3 separate regions of the Mus musculus genome follow, and regions 2 and 3 are each linked to region 1. Evidence: chromatin loops called from intact Hi-C (ENCODE). Cell type or tissue: left cerebral cortex. All regions are shown on one strand. Region 1 overlaps Atrn (attractin). Region 2 holds the start of 4930402H24Rik (RIKEN cDNA 4930402H24 gene). Region 3 overlaps 4930402H24Rik (RIKEN cDNA 4930402H24 gene).

Region 1 (5,000 bases):
GGTAGCAGCAAGGCACAGCACGGGAGCAGTAGCTAAGAGCTCGAATCTGATCTGCAAGCAAGTGGGAGGGAAGAAAGAGCAAAGGGAGGAGACAGACAGACAGGCAGACAGACACTGGGCCTAGCATGGGCTTTTGAAACCTCAAAGGTCACTCACTCCCAGTGACACACTCCCCCACAAGGTCACACCTCCTAATCCTTCCCAAAACAGTTCCACCAATCAGGACCAAGTGTTGAACCTATTGGAGCCATCCTCAACCAACCCATCACAGACAGTTTTTGAATCACCCCAGGCATAGTAATTAAAAGACACAAAGTAGTGTAGAACAGTGAAGTAACCTTATAAAATGGATGACAGCTCTAAAACAGGTGACAGGAGAGCGATGTGTAATATGAAAGGACAGTTTACTAGAGAAAGTAGTAGAAATGAGAGGACCAGGCTAACAATTCTAAAAATTTAGAATTGAAGACAAAATGTGGAAGGACACACATATACAAACACAATGATACTGCTTTGCAAAAGGAATGTTGAAAGAGGAATCTTTTAAATTATATGGAGAAAAATATAAAAGTCTTTTTTTTTTTTTAACATTTATGTATCCTGTGTGTTTGTGTGCCATAGTGCCTGTGTGGTCAGAAAAAGACTTGGAATGCTGTGCTGTGCTCCCACCCTGTAGGTGAGATCACTTGGGTTACCCAGGTCATCAGGCTGGCAGCAAAGCACTCTTCCTCTGTGAGCTTTCTTGCTGACCTAAGAAAAAATTGAAATACTAACTATGATTAACACACCTTGAACACTGTGTGTAAACAACCAAGAGAAAAAAAGCAGCAGCAAGAAAACAGTATGGCTCAGTACTCCTGAGCACAGTAAACAGTGTGAGGCAGGGTGTCCTGAGACTTTTCTTTTTGCCTATGTATGTTAAATTTACTGCTGAGCACATTTGCAACTTAGTAATACTGATAGGTACAAGAAAGAAAAAAAAATACCCTAAGGAAAAGACGTAGGATGTAGCCCAGAGGTGGGGTTCTCGCCTCCATGTGCAGGGCCTCTAATTATATGTAGCATCTCAAAAGAATAAAAAAAAAATTTAAAGCAAGATCTTCCAGAAAATCTTGTGCTCTCTTTAGTCCAAGGATTTAGAAAGACAAAACTTTCAATAGTAATGTCTCTATGCCAGCCAGATGCCACAGAAATCTAGCCCTGGCCTGATCTGTGCCAGTAAAGCTAAGTGGGGAGCCTGGATGTCCTTCCTTACCAGGATACAGTAAGATGCCCCAACGACTAGGGTTAGCACCAGAGACACCAAGTAGTCATAGGGCTTTCAGGTTCACCAGTTGGAAATACAGCTTCTGCCCAGACAGTGCCAGTAGAGGCCATGTGAGGACATTGACCTCTGCTGTCAGCAACAGTAATGGCAGTAATAAGTTGACCTTCTCCATCCTATGGGAGGGGTCTAAGAAGGCATAAAATCAAAGAGGATCTAGAGTCTCACAGCATGATATACAAAATCTGCCCAGCCAAGAGCTAATATGATCTCGTTTTGAATGAGAAATCAAAGAGACATTGACATTAGGGTGACACACATTAGAATTATCTGACAAGGAATGTAGTGCTAAGGATGAAGTCTGGTGCTTCCCATACGCTGAGCATGCCTTCTACCAACTGAACGACAGCCTCAGCAGTGGGCTGGTGCTGCAGTCTGGAGTATGTCGAGGTGTGTGAGATACAATGTCTGTGATTAACTGTGTCAGCATTAAAAATGGAATTTTAAGGTGGCCTACCTAAAACACTACAATGAGCAGCTACACACATATAAAACAAATGAAAGAATAGAAAGTCTCACCAAAACAAATACAAGACATAACAGGATACCAGAGGCCAGGTTAAGGCACTTGTCCAGCTGGGCCTGGTGACCCACTTGGGTGGAAGAAGGAACCAGTTCCTGGCAGTTGCCTTCTGATTATCTTTGTGCCTTGGCAAATACATGGCCTTGCCCAAATAAATAAATGTAATAATAATTATTAGAAAGAATCTTAAGTGGAGGGCCTGGAAGATGGCTGAGAGGCTAAGAGCATTTTCTCCTGCTCACAGCCAGCTGGGACTTCTGTTCTAGAGGATGTAGATGCCCTCTTGTGGCCTCTGCTGGCACTGCATGCGCATGGTACACAGATAGGAAGGCAAGCAAAACACTCAGACACATAAGATAAAAATAAATAAATCTAAAAAGAGAATATCAGATGGAGTTGTAAAATTGAAAAATGCAGCAATGGAAACAGAAATCCCAGTGGGTGGATTAGCATTGGCAGGACAGAGGCAAGAAAGAGCCAGCGAGCCTCCAGACAGACCATTAGAAATTCCACAGTCAGAACAATAGGGAGAACAGTAAATCTTACATTAAAAGAAGGCCAGGGCCTGGTAGCAAAAGGTTTTAATTTAAGCACTTGAGAGGGAGAGGAGGCAAATCTCTCTGATTGGGGGTTGGGGTTAATGGTGAATGCCATGACACCCTGCTCAGAGTTAGCCTTCTCCCCTAAAAAAATTTTAAATTCATTTTCAATGCTGACACAGTTAATCATAGACATTGTATCTCAGACACCTCAACATACTCCAGACTGCAGCACCAGCCCACTGCTGAGGCTGTCGTTCAGTTGGTAGAAGGCATGCTCAGCATTCGCGAAGCACCAGACTTCATCCTTAGCACTACATAAAACTGGGTGTGGTCATGCACACTTATAACTTCAGCACCATGGAGGCAGAGGCAGGATGATGAGAACTTGAGGATCATTCTCAGTTACATAGGGAGTTTGAGGTTAAGCAGGGGTACAGGAGGCCTGTCTCAAACAAACAGACAAACAGACAAACAAACAAACTTCAAAAAACTCTTGAAGTACTAGGCCTAGTACGTGCTGAGATTGTAGGTATATGTCATCATGCCTGTTGTAGAATGAGTGAGAGCGGACTCCATAGGCTTATAGATTTGAATCTTGGTGTCTGTCTATGTCATGTCATCCCTGCACAAAAGCCCACACTAGGCCCACACATTCTCTCTGTCTGCTGCATGTGGGTTAGATGTGAGCTCTCAGCTGCTGCTCCAGTGCCATGCCTGCCTGCTGCCAGGCTCCAGCCATGACGGTCAGGGACTAACTCTCTGAAACTGTAACCAAGTTCCCAATGAAATGCTTTCTTTCATAAGTTGCCTTGGTCATGGTGTCTCTTCACAGCAATAGCACAGTAACTAAGATACCTGGCTCCTCCCCTCCCCACCCCACCATTATTTACCATAAAGTAAACAATACACAGTTGGATAACATGATACTGAAGTTATTTTCCTGTTTCCTGATGTAACCCAATTTTGGACAAGATTAAGCCTTAAATAGCAAGCTGTGAGGCAGGATAAAGAAAAAGCTCGCAGGCCAATGTCTGCTTTACCAAATTCTGTTCAGCAGTCTAAAGCTGCCGTCACTTCGACTCCTGTGATGGCATTTCCATCACTATCTTAGATATTCCCTGGGTCACAACCTTTTAGTACACAGATTGCAACTCTGATGGAATGGCTGACTGCTTGGCTAATTAAAGCAAGCTAGAGTTTGTCTGGCTTCCTTGTCTGAATGGGGAGGTGGTATTTACAAAATTTTGTAAATAAACTACTATATTTGCATGATGTATATAAATTTGATGTGGCTGCTTTTAAATCATTTAACCTAAACTGTCCCACAGAATCATCTGTTTGATTGGAAAGATTGTAGCTTCAAGAGAATTTCTGCTGAACCTGAAATGATTCATAATGATGTGTCTGAAGAATGTGTGCTATCACCTACGGTTTTTGTTTTAGTTGATATTTGTACTTTAAGATTTCCTTTATGTATGTGTGTGTGTGTGTATTTATGTGAATGTATACCTCATGTATGTGGTGCTCAAGGACACCTGAAGAAGGGCTCTGGAGCTGGAGTTACAGGGAGTTGTGAGTGCTAGGAAAGAAAGCTGGGTACACTGGGAAATCAAAAGGTGCTTCTAACCACTGAGAAATCCTGCCAGCCCCTTGGTTTATTAAAAATATCAAACAAAACCAACACTAGTTACATAAGTATCTCTCTCTCTTTCTTTCTCTCTTTCTTTCTCTCTCTCTTTCTCTCTCTCTCTCTCTGTCACACACACACACACACACACACACACACACACACACACAAAGGATCCATAATAGTTCTTCTGTATCCCGGTTAAATATAAGTTCTTAGGGGCTAGAGAGATGGCTCAGCAGTTAAGAGTGCTTGTTGTTCTTCCAGAGGACCCAAGTTCAGATCCTAGTACACACATCAGGCAGCTCACAGCTACCCATATCTCCAGCTCCAGGAAGAACCAATCAATGCCTATGGCCCATGCAAGCACCAGCACACATATGCTCCACAAACATCCATATATATAGCTAAAAGTAATAAAAATAAATCTTCAAAAAATTAATTCTGGTTGAACTGAAAAAGATCACCTAACATTTAGAAAAAGCAGTTTACTAGTGAATAGGACATAAATCATGGTATCAAATATTCTGTTGTTAAAGGAAGCAACTAGAAAAAGCATGTGTTTGAAATAACCAATGGATACAAAACAAATGAGGCAACCCCAACATCTGTCAGTACCTTGCAAACCAACACAATAAATTTGATTTTATTTAAATCGTAGTTATTTTTCATGCTAGTAGTTTTGAAACACAATAAATTTGATTTTATTTAAATCGTAGTTATTTTTCATGCTAGTAGTTTTGAAACCAAGATCTAGATTTTGTATAGCCACATAAATACACATTAGAATTGCAAACTGATACGAGCTTCATCTTCATCAGTCTCTCTTCATGAAAAGCAGTTACAGGGACTGAGACATGACTCAGCAGTTACGGCATGGGCTGTTCTTCCATACGACATGGATTCAATTCTCAGTGCCCAAATGTTGGCTCACAACCATTTGTAACTCTGGTCCCAGGGGATCTGACACTCTTCTTGGCTTCT
Region 2 (5,000 bases), 110 kb before region 1:
TAAAAATAAATTTTAAAAAATCAAAGGAAAAAAAGAGGGAGAAAGAGAAAACAAAAGAAAATAAAGAGGCAGAGCGATGGCTCAGTGTGTAAAAGTGCTTTATGTGCAAGCCTGATGACCAAGCTCGATTGCCAGACTCACTTCGGAAGGGGAATCAGATCATGGAAATTACCCTCTTGACCTCTACACACATGCCTTGGGGCCAACATGTCTGCATCTCTCCCTTAACACACACACACACACACACAAACCTGCTAATAATAAATAATTAAAAAAAATTAAAATCAAATAAGTAAGCCAGATGTGGTAATATACTGCTGTAATCCCACCATTCTGGAGACAGAGGCAGGGAAATCACCACAAGTTCAAGGTGAGCTCAGACAACACAGCACGTTCCAGGCCAGCCAGGGCTCCATAGCAAGACAGACAGACAGACTGACAGAGACAGTGACAGAGAGACAGAGACAGAGATGGCAGGTAGTATTCTGGGGATGCATTTTTATGATAAAGTTGCTTCTCCACATCCAAGGCTCAAAGTATTCAAAGCAAGGGTTGGCAAAATAGCTCAGTGGGTAAAGGAGTTTGTCACCAAGACTGATGGCATGAATTGGATCCCTGAGGCAAACATTCACACATGATGGAAGGAAAAGAAAGATGAAAGAATAAAGTTATCCTCTGACTGTTACATGTGCTCTGGGACACACACACACACACAGACACATACATACACATACTTTTGGTTAAACAAATAAAAATGTGGAGATGGCCCAGCAGTTAAGAGCATGTACCCTCTTGTAGAGGACCTGAGATCAGGTCCCAGCACCCATGTCAGGGGACCCACAACTGCCTGTAACTCCAGTTCTAGAGAATCTGACGCCCTCTTCTGGACCCACTGGGAATCTGCATTCACCTGGGCTTTCCTTATACACAGTACGCTCACAGAAATAATCTAAAATGAACTACTTTAAAATACAATTCTTTTTAAAATTTAAATAGATTCCCGAGCTTATGATGGGGATACAGTTCAGAGGCAGAGCATTTGGTTACCATGTTCACGGCTCTGGGTTCCATCCCCAGCACCACATCAAACAAATGTGGCACCGGACACACACACACAGGCAGACAGGCAGACACACACATCCCTCCAGAGAGGTTTATCGCCAGGCTGCTCAAAGTTCTAATGCATCCTGTTTAAATTTCATACAAAGCTGAAATACTTTCAGTGATCCTCTCTGGCCGAAGGATTGAGAAAGGATGGAGACTGTTCCCATGAGCAGCTACACACTACAAACTGTAAACCCCAGAAAGAATTCCTGTTGGGGGCAGAGAAATCCACACAGTGTCAAAGTAGAAGCAAACCAGGTCTCCCAGATGCATTGTTTCATTACTATCTCATTGCTTTTCTTCCTTCACGGCTTAGTCATTCAATAAACACATTGCCAGAGTATATGAAGGAGTCCTGAGAAATGAAGAATGAGAATTAGTTTTGGGGCCTGCAGAATGGCTCAGTGGGTAAAGGCACTTGGCTGCCAAGAGACCTGGCTGAGTCCAATCCTGGTGACCCACATAGGAGAAAGGGAAGAAAAGACTCCTGGCAAGGTGTCCTCTGACCTTCATACTCCCAGTGGCAAGCACAGTGAGTCTCTCTCTCTCACATATACATACACACTACATATATACACACACAATACACACACATAAAACACATACACACACACAATACATGCATCTACACACACAAACACAGACACAATTTAAAAATAAAAAAGAAGCCAAGCAAAGTGGCTCATATCTTTAATCCCAGCACTGAGAAGCAAGTGGATCTGTGAGTTCAAAACCAGTCAGGCCTACAAAGTGAGTCTCTGTCTTAGGAAAAAAAAAGTCATTTTCATTCTTCATAGTTTTGATAAAAGACAACAAAACTCTACAAAACACAAGGCTAGATGTGCTATAGCACTTGTCCAGCAAAAGCAATGTATTGGGATTTGACCCTCAATACTAGAAAGAAACACACACACACAGACAGAGAGAGAGAGAAGAGAGAGACAGACATGAGAGAGGAGAGAGAGAGAGAGAGAGAGAGAGAACACAATACAACACTCAATCAAGAACACAGAAAAAGCCGGCCAGACACGGTGGCACAGACTCAGCATTCAGGAGGCAGAGGCAGGTGGATCTTTTCGGGTTCAAGGTCAGCCTGGTCTACAGTGAGACCCGGTCTCAATTAAAAAAAAAAAAAAAGACAGAAAATAGGATAAGCTATTCTAATATTAGTTGACAACCCCCACTCAAGGGAACAATAGCATATTGCTTTGCCAAATGGCTGCAAGTAAGCAAACAAAAAAGGCCTCTTCTGGTTTAATGACAGGTTAGCAGTACCCAAACCCCAATGACTCCTCCCTTCCCTTTCTTATAGGCTCCTACTGCAACACCTCCACCACTCCAACCTCCGCGTTTCTCTGGCAGCCGCATACTAGCTCCTTCACAAACAAAGCCCGGACGGCTATCAAGGTCAGCCCCAAAGACAGAGAGCAGAAATTGGAAACAGATCTTCTGTATGGAAAAGGGCAGGGCAGCACTCCCTAATATCAACTCCCCTTCCAGTCCACCCGCACTCCTTATCACGAACCTAGTGTCAGCCGCTCTGGGGGGTTCCGAGCCTCCTTTTCCCTCTCCATCCAGTTTCCTTTTTCTTCCTGCGCCCCCAATGACCTTCAAGCCCCTGAAACAGGTGCTCCCCAAGGGAAAGGGGTTGGATGCAGTGGCCAGGGACAGGTGAGCGGAGTTCCCTGTACACGCAGGGGACTGGAAACTCTATAATCGAGCGGCAGTCTGGGGCAAAGGGTCTGGACACCTAGGAGCAAAGGGGTTTACGCGGCAGTTTCGGGAGCTCCACTCGCGTGAACACAGGGCCTCTAGCGGTGGGCTGTCGGTGGGGAAGGTTTAAGGGAAAACCGGTCCATGGGGTGGGGATGTCACAATGGGGTCTTCCCGGAAACCGCAGTGGGTTGTCGAGCTACAGACATAGCAGGGTCCCTCCAGAAGGCCGCCTGTCCCTGGGCAAACGTTCTTCTCAGAGCCGTTTGAAACAATCCTCCGCAAGGAAGCCATATCAGACCACGCCCTGCCGCCCGAGGCGTAGCCGCCCCAAGGCGCATCCCGGGCCACCCTCGGCTGTCTCGACGCGGCATACCTGACGGAGGCCGCCCCACTGCCAAAGGTGCCAGCGAAGCGCGCGGGGGACAGCCCCAGCTGCTGGGGGTCGAACGAGTCCATGGAGGCTGGCGGCGTAGGACCTGGGGGCCGCGGAGGGTCGCTGGGGCCGGCACCGCTGCGGGCCAGCGGCAGGGCGGAGCGAGGGTGCGCCAAGGGGGCGGGGTCGGCGCGCGCGGGCACGCGGGGGCGGGGCGGGAGCGCGCGCAGCGGGGGCGTCAGTGTGAGTCCGGCCCAGCGCCGCACCGTGCTGCGGAGGAGCCAGACGGACTTGGGGTGCGGGCCGCCAGGCGCAGGCTCCGGGACACCACACCTCCGGGCCCTAAGGTCTCTCAGTGCGGTGAGGGTTCTGCGGGAGCTACAGCCACGCTCGCGGACGCGCCCGGGGCGGGGTCTCGCTCCCGCGAGGGCCGGGCTAGGCTTCTTCTGGTCTGTATTTGGCTTTATCTCTAGGTGTCCTGGACCGCTGCCTGGCTACAGTTATCTGTTTCACATCAGTTGCCTATCCATCCTTGGAACGTTCGGCCCCTTAGCGATGCGGCCTGTTGAGAGCACTGGCATCAGTGTGCTCACAGTATCCCAGGAGACGCCTGCCTTTGCAGTTCAGAGTCTGGATAGAATTGTTTCCAGCTGTGGGTCGGTGGGCCAGAAAAAATCTCAGAGCCCAAGTTCCTTCCTGCATAAAGTGGAGAGTTGCTTACTATATACAAGGTCTACTTTAGCATCACATATCGACCTTGTCAAGATGTCCTACGTGTCCTAAATTCATCTTTTCATGGTAAATTATAACACCACAAGACTAGTTTCCCTGCTACAATGATCAGCCTTTGAATTATTTATAAATAGTACTGGCTGAAAAAAATCCTTCTTCCACTCATAAAGATTTTAACAATCCCCAAGGTATCTCTTGCAGGTTTGAAAAAGAGAAGGAACTAAAATGCTTATTTTTATACTTAAAGGAAAATAAAATTTTGCCTTCAGACCCAACTCGTGAATGTGTAACCATTGTTTAGAGGTAACCAACACAGTATCTGAAAATCAGCCAATCAGAGACAGCCTCTCTTCAGGGGCTTCCAAATCAGCCAGTTATCAACAGCTTCTGAAACCCAGCTAATCATTGACAGCAGCCCAATCAGCAGCGCAATGACCAGGCTTCCGAATGAAAGAGCCTTTCTTAGCTGCTTTGTTCTGTAGACCACTGTTAACAGCCAGGAGACTGTAAATTGCTAAACAGTCAATTTATTGAAACACCTCGAGCTTTTACGCACCCAGTCATTATATACATCTCCAGCTCTGTTAATCAGCTTTGAGAATACATCTTTTCTCTACAAGCAAATGTGATATTCACCTTCTTCCTTCCTCCTCCATTTGGTATGTTTTATGTAGCCTAGGCTGACCTTGAACCCCTGAACTTGAACCCTTGAACTCTTGCTTCAACCTCCTAAATTCTGAGATTACAGGCCTGCATCATCATGTCCAGATGGAAGGCTACTACAATTTGTAGCACAGAACAAAATTGTGTGCCTTTGGTTGCTTGGCCAATGTCGTGGTATGCAGATATCACATCTTTTGTATTCATTTATCAGTTAATGAATATAGAAGCTTTTTTCCACACTTTCTGTGCCTTAGCTTAATGCCAATATGACCAAATACCGAAAGTTTTTGTGTAGACATGTTTTTAATTCTCCTGTATATGTAGTATACTCCTAGAAGTGTACTGCTTGATTATACTGAAAGTCTGTGTTTAATAATTTGAGGCATCTTTTTGTTTTCCAAAAAAGCTGCAC
Region 3 (5,000 bases), 130 kb before region 1:
ATAAATCTGCTGATCTTAACTTTCTAACTATAAGGATTTAAAAATGACCTTATTAATTTGAAGTAAAATGCTTATTTGCTAGGTATCCCCTGTGCAAAATTACAGGGTAAAAGCACATCTCTGGGAATTTAAACACACTCTTTATTTTTAATACTAAAATGTCCTTGCAATCATGAAATGTGTAGCAACTGGAAACTTCCAAAATAAATTCTTTCCAAACCACTGCATGTAAGGGAAGATATTTTATTTTATATGTGATATTTTTGTTTTGTTTTATTTTATTCATATGGGTATTGTGCTTGCATATATATCTGTGTATTACTTGTGTGCCTGGTAGTTGCAGAGAAGCCAGGAGACAGGGGTCTGATCTCCTCAGACTCAAGTCGCAGACAGTTGTGAGTCACTGTCTAGGCACAGGGAATTGGATCCAGTCCTCTGGAAGAACACCCAGTGTTCTTAACCACTGAGCCATCTCCCCAGACCCCTGAAAGAAAGGCCATTTTATTTTATTCAAGGCAAGGTCTTTTTATCCTAGCCCTGTCTCGGAATCTCCTAGGTAGACCAGGCAAGCCTCCCAAGTGCTGGGATTAAAAGCTTGAAACACTTTTCCTGGCCAAGAAATTTAAAGTCAAAATCTGAAACAAACAATAAACTGAAAAAATAAACTGATGGTGTCTCCTACTAACATTAGAAGCTGCATCTATGAAGTCTCACCAACATGACTGTCCAAGCATGGGCTGCACAGGGCCACCACCAATGGACATGCCAACATGGGCAGAGAAAAACCGGCGAAGCCTCAACCCTACACACAGAACTGTGGTCGCTGAGAAAAAGCTGCGAGTGGGAGAGCTGTTCTTCCCAAGGAAGAGCACACCAACTGGCTGTCCAGTGACAAATAGTCAGCCCTGAAAGCATACATAAAATAATATTATATGGACTGAGGAGATTAGATATAGGAATATATATATATACACACATATATACGTATATATGTATGTATGTATATATGCTCAATAATAATTAAAGAAAAAAGAGGCCAAGGATTGAAAGAGGGGGAGGGCCACATAAGAGGGTTTAGAGCAGTGGCTCTCAGCCTTCCTAATGCTGTGATCCTTTCATACAGTTTGTGGTGGTGACCCCAAACCACAAAATTATTATTGTTGCTCTTTCATAACTGTTATTTGTCACAATGTAAATGTCTTTTGGAGACAGAGGGTTGCCAAAGAGGTTGCAACCTGCAGGCTGAGAAACATGAAGGAAAGGTTAGGAAAATGTGTTACAATGTATTATAATGTCAAAACCTAAGAAGAAAAGGACCTGAAGAAGATCACAGTGGTGGCTGTGCATGCAAGCCTGCAGCAAGAGGCTGAGAAGCGCCTGCATCTGAAGCCAGCCTGATACAGAGTGAGAGCTTACCTCAGACGGAAAGGTAAGGAAAACCAAAGAAGATGCTAACTCAAAGTACTTTCAGTCTCCCTTTTCTGCGATCATAATAAAAAGGACAGCTCTAGCTAAACTATATGAATAGTATTGGGGTCTTTTCCAAGGTAAAATTTTCTCAGACAGAAAGATAAGGAAGAAAAAAATGAAGAAAGGATACTAACTCAAAGTCTCCTTTTTCTGTGATCTTAATAAAAAGAACAGCTCTAAGAAAACTATATGGGGGCTGGTGAGATGGCTCAGCGGGTAAGAGCACTGACTGCTCTTCTTAAGGTCCTGAGTTCAGATCCCAGCAACCACATGGTGGCTTACAACCACCCGTAATGAGATCTGACCCTCTCTTCTGATGCGTCTGAAAACAGCTACGGTGTACTTATAAATAATAATAAATAAATCTTAAAAAATATTAAAAAAAGAAAACTATATGGGTAGTATTGGGGTCTTTTCCAAGGTAAACTTCCAAAGATGATACAACTCAGAACTATTTAATAGGAAAACTCTTCACTGCATGACAGGCTTTCTTGTTTATTTTGTGGTGATCAGCAGCAGCCTTGGTGCCCACTAGATGCCAGTAGTGCCACAGATCGAGCCATGGCCATCAAAACTGTCTTCAGACATTGCTAAATGTCCCCCAAGGGACAAAACGGCCCCCCATCTGAGACCACACTACTCAAGTGAGATCATCTGACATGGAATGTTTGCTTTCATGGCATCCCAGCTGCCTTGCAAGTGCCTAGTCTCTTGTCCAGTCTTACTTGTTTGTTCTATGTCTCCTGACTCATCTTGCAGACAATTTATAATGCTAAGTACACGATATGAGAAGTAGCTCCTGGGCAACAGCCCACAGGAGCATCAACGCTCGCAGTGTCTCCAAGCCAGAGAAGGCAGACTGCAGGCAGAAAGCCTGCATTGTATTAAAGTCACACAAAAAAACAATTCCCAAAGACAGCAGGACAATAGCCCCTTGTTCCTCAGCTAAAGATCCACATAAAATCTTCTTTCTCACAGAGCAGCTTACAAGAGCAGTCCGTCTTTGCCTCAAAGCAGAGAGTGCTTTCACTGGCAACAGCACACGATCTGAACCTTCCGTGAAAAGGAGCAGCGGGCAATCCTAAGAAAAACTAGCACCCTGCCAAGAGACAAAGCCAAACACCAATGTCTGCTTTGGTCTCAAAGATGATTTACCCAATAAATGTATTCTGAAAACTGCTGCTGACAGTCCGTTATCCAGTCCATGACCAATAGGAATATTCTATTTTAATAGGTCAACACGGAAATGCTATTTTTCACTATTAAAAAGATAAAATCTTACCTGGTATAATCCTAGCTACTTGGGAGGCTGAGGCCAGAAGGCTGCCAATTTTAAGACCAATCACATTATTCAAACAGTAAAACAAAATAAGGCAAGAATTTAGTGGAGCTTTGGACTATTTAAATTCTGCTTATATTTTCCTATTAAAAGATCACAAACAGGGTGCTGAGTGTATGTCTTTAATCCCAGTACTAAGAAGGCAGAGGCAGGTAGATCTCAGAGTTCAAGGCCAGCCTGGTCTATACAGTGAGTTTCAAGCCAGTTAAAGCTATATGAGACTCTGTCTCAAAACAAATAAATAATAACAAAAACCCAAAAAACACAGACACAGAAATAAAAAATCATGAACTGGGGATGTCCAGATGGCTCAGCAGTTAAAAGTACTTGCTACTCTTCCAGAGGACCTGGGTTTGATTCCCAACACGTGAATGGTGATTTACAACCATCTGTAACTCCAGTTCCAGGAGATCTGATGTCATCTACTGGGCTCCAAGGGCCTCAAGCATGGGAGCACACACACATGCATACACACACACACAGTACACATACATACATGCAAGCAAAATAGTACAATACAGTAAAATTAAAATTAAAACAATTTTTACAAGAAGATCACAGCTGTGCGTGGTCTTTAATTCCAGCACTCGGGAGGCAGAGGCAGGTGGATTTCTGAGTTCGAGGCCAGCCTGGTCTACAGAGTGAGTTCCAGGACAGCCAGGGCTATACAGAGAAACCCTGTCTCAAAAAAAATCATGAATTAAGGGTCCAAAGAAATAAATGACTCTCTCCTACCTTTTGCTAATATAATATAGACTTACCATCTAGAATTTCTTCAGAAAATCCCGTTTTCTCAAAATCAGTGGCATTCTGACTGTACAAACCAAAAAGCAGGTAATTTGCCAGCTCTCTACAGCCTTCATTGTACCTGCTGTCAATTCCTGCAAAGCAAAGAAGGCTTAGGATTAGCTGGCCTATACCATGGAATACAGTAAGAGCCCGTTTAGTAAGGCCTTGATGGCCAAACCAGGTTTGTGCTAAAACTAAATAAATGACCCCTTGTAAGAGAAACGGGCTGAGGCATAAGGTACCTTCCTTGGATCTCAAAATCTACACAGGTCGGAGAATTAAGCAACAAGATTACTAAGGCTGTTAATTCTGAAAAGCATTTTTTCTTTCAGTTTTTACTTTACATGTATAGGTGTTGAACTTCCATATGTATGTGTATCATGTGTGGAAGAGCACCCTCCATGATCTACCAGATCCCCTAGAATTAGAGTTATAGATGGTTATGAGTCACCATGTAGGTGCTGGGAATAGAACCTGGGTTTTCTGGAAAAACACCAAGTGCTCTTATCTATGAACCACCTCCAGCCCATATGAAGCATTTCTTACGGGCAAAAGGAACCAGAAAATATGGTGTTCTGTGGATTTACTACAGATCTTGGAATATTTTGTTAGCCTAAGAACAGATCTCAGAGAGATCCTCATGAAAAAACGTATATGATCAACTAAAGACAAGTTAAAGTGGTTCGAAAAAAGAGGAAGACAAGTGGACAGACTAGCACCCACTGGCCCTTCCCAAATGTCAGAAGCAGTGTTTAGACTGCACTGTAAGGGGTGGTGCAGTGACACACACTCCTGCAGATAACCTTCACTAAGGTTAGTCTAGAAAGGCTGGACCAGAGACAAAAGGAAATTACACGACACTGTCTTTACTTCTGTCTCTCAATGACTTTGCCATCCGAGGACTACAGCTATTGGCAGGATGGAAGGATCAGAGGCAAGCAACTGCTCTCTGTGTGGTTTTGAAAAGAAAGGGTTGGGCTGGCTAGATGGCTCAGCGGGTAAGAGCACCTCCAAGGTCCTGAGTTCAAATCCCAGCAACCATATGGTGGCTCACAACCATTCATAACGAGATCTGATGCTCTCTTCTGGAGTGTCTGAAGACAGCTACAATGTGCTTACATACAATAAATAAATCTTAAAAAAAAAAGAAAAAAGAAGCCGGGTGGTGGTGACACACGCTTTTAATCCCAGCACTTGGGAGGCAGAGGCAGGCGGGTTTCTGGGTTCAAGGCCAGCCTGGTCTACAGAGTGAGTTCCAGGACAGCCAAGGCTACACAGAGAAACCCTGTCTCGAAAAAAAAAAAAAAGAGAGAAAAAAGAAAGAAGAAAGAAGAGAAAAGAGAAAAGAGAAAAGAGAAAAGAAAAAAGAAAAAAGAGAAGAAAGGGTTGCAGCAGGCACAGT

Evidence for each region. Hi-C counts contacts between places; a loop is a spot of excess contacts. Peaks named below come from ENCODE experiments on the same cell type or tissue, not always from the same donor. Only the 100,000 strongest peaks of a DNase experiment are listed, where the experiment ranks them.
Region 2: a loop joins it to region 1, with 2.8 times the contacts of the local background. A loop is called at or near these places in 6 of 42 quality-filtered maps.
Region 3: it touches region 1 in a loop (12-fold over the local background); 21 of 42 quality-filtered maps call a loop at or near these places.

Annotation. Positions count from the first base shown.
Region 1 is chr2:130,948,625-130,953,624 of GRCm38, forward strand. All of the region lies in intron 6 of Atrn (attractin), which reads left to right. Among named protein-coding and RNA genes, the nearest start is that of Atrn, 45 kb to the left of the region's middle. In left cerebral cortex, a CTCF peak has its summit at 2,140 (motif pointing left); DNase peaks (open chromatin) are centred at 2,140, 2,689, 3,031 and 3,396.
Region 2 is chr2:130,836,771-130,841,770 of GRCm38, forward strand. 4930402H24Rik (RIKEN cDNA 4930402H24 gene) reads right to left here and starts at 3,375. Exons shown (of 37, transcript NM_029432.2): 1 at 3,194-3,375. The coding sequence starts at 3,276. In left cerebral cortex, CTCF peaks have their summits at 904 (motif pointing left) and 2,914; DNase peaks (open chromatin) are centred at 1,520, 2,184, 2,465, 3,119 and 3 more places; H3K4me3 peaks cover 3,538 bases; H3K27ac peaks cover 3,596 bases.
Region 3 is chr2:130,816,899-130,821,898 of GRCm38, forward strand. 4930402H24Rik (RIKEN cDNA 4930402H24 gene) reads right to left here. Exons shown (of 37, transcript NM_029432.2): 3 at 3,571-3,690. Among named protein-coding and RNA genes, the nearest start is that of 4930402H24Rik, 21 kb to the right of the region's middle. In left cerebral cortex, a CTCF peak has its summit at 2,003 (motif pointing right); a DNase peak (open chromatin) is centred at 2,325; H3K27ac peaks cover 1,520 bases.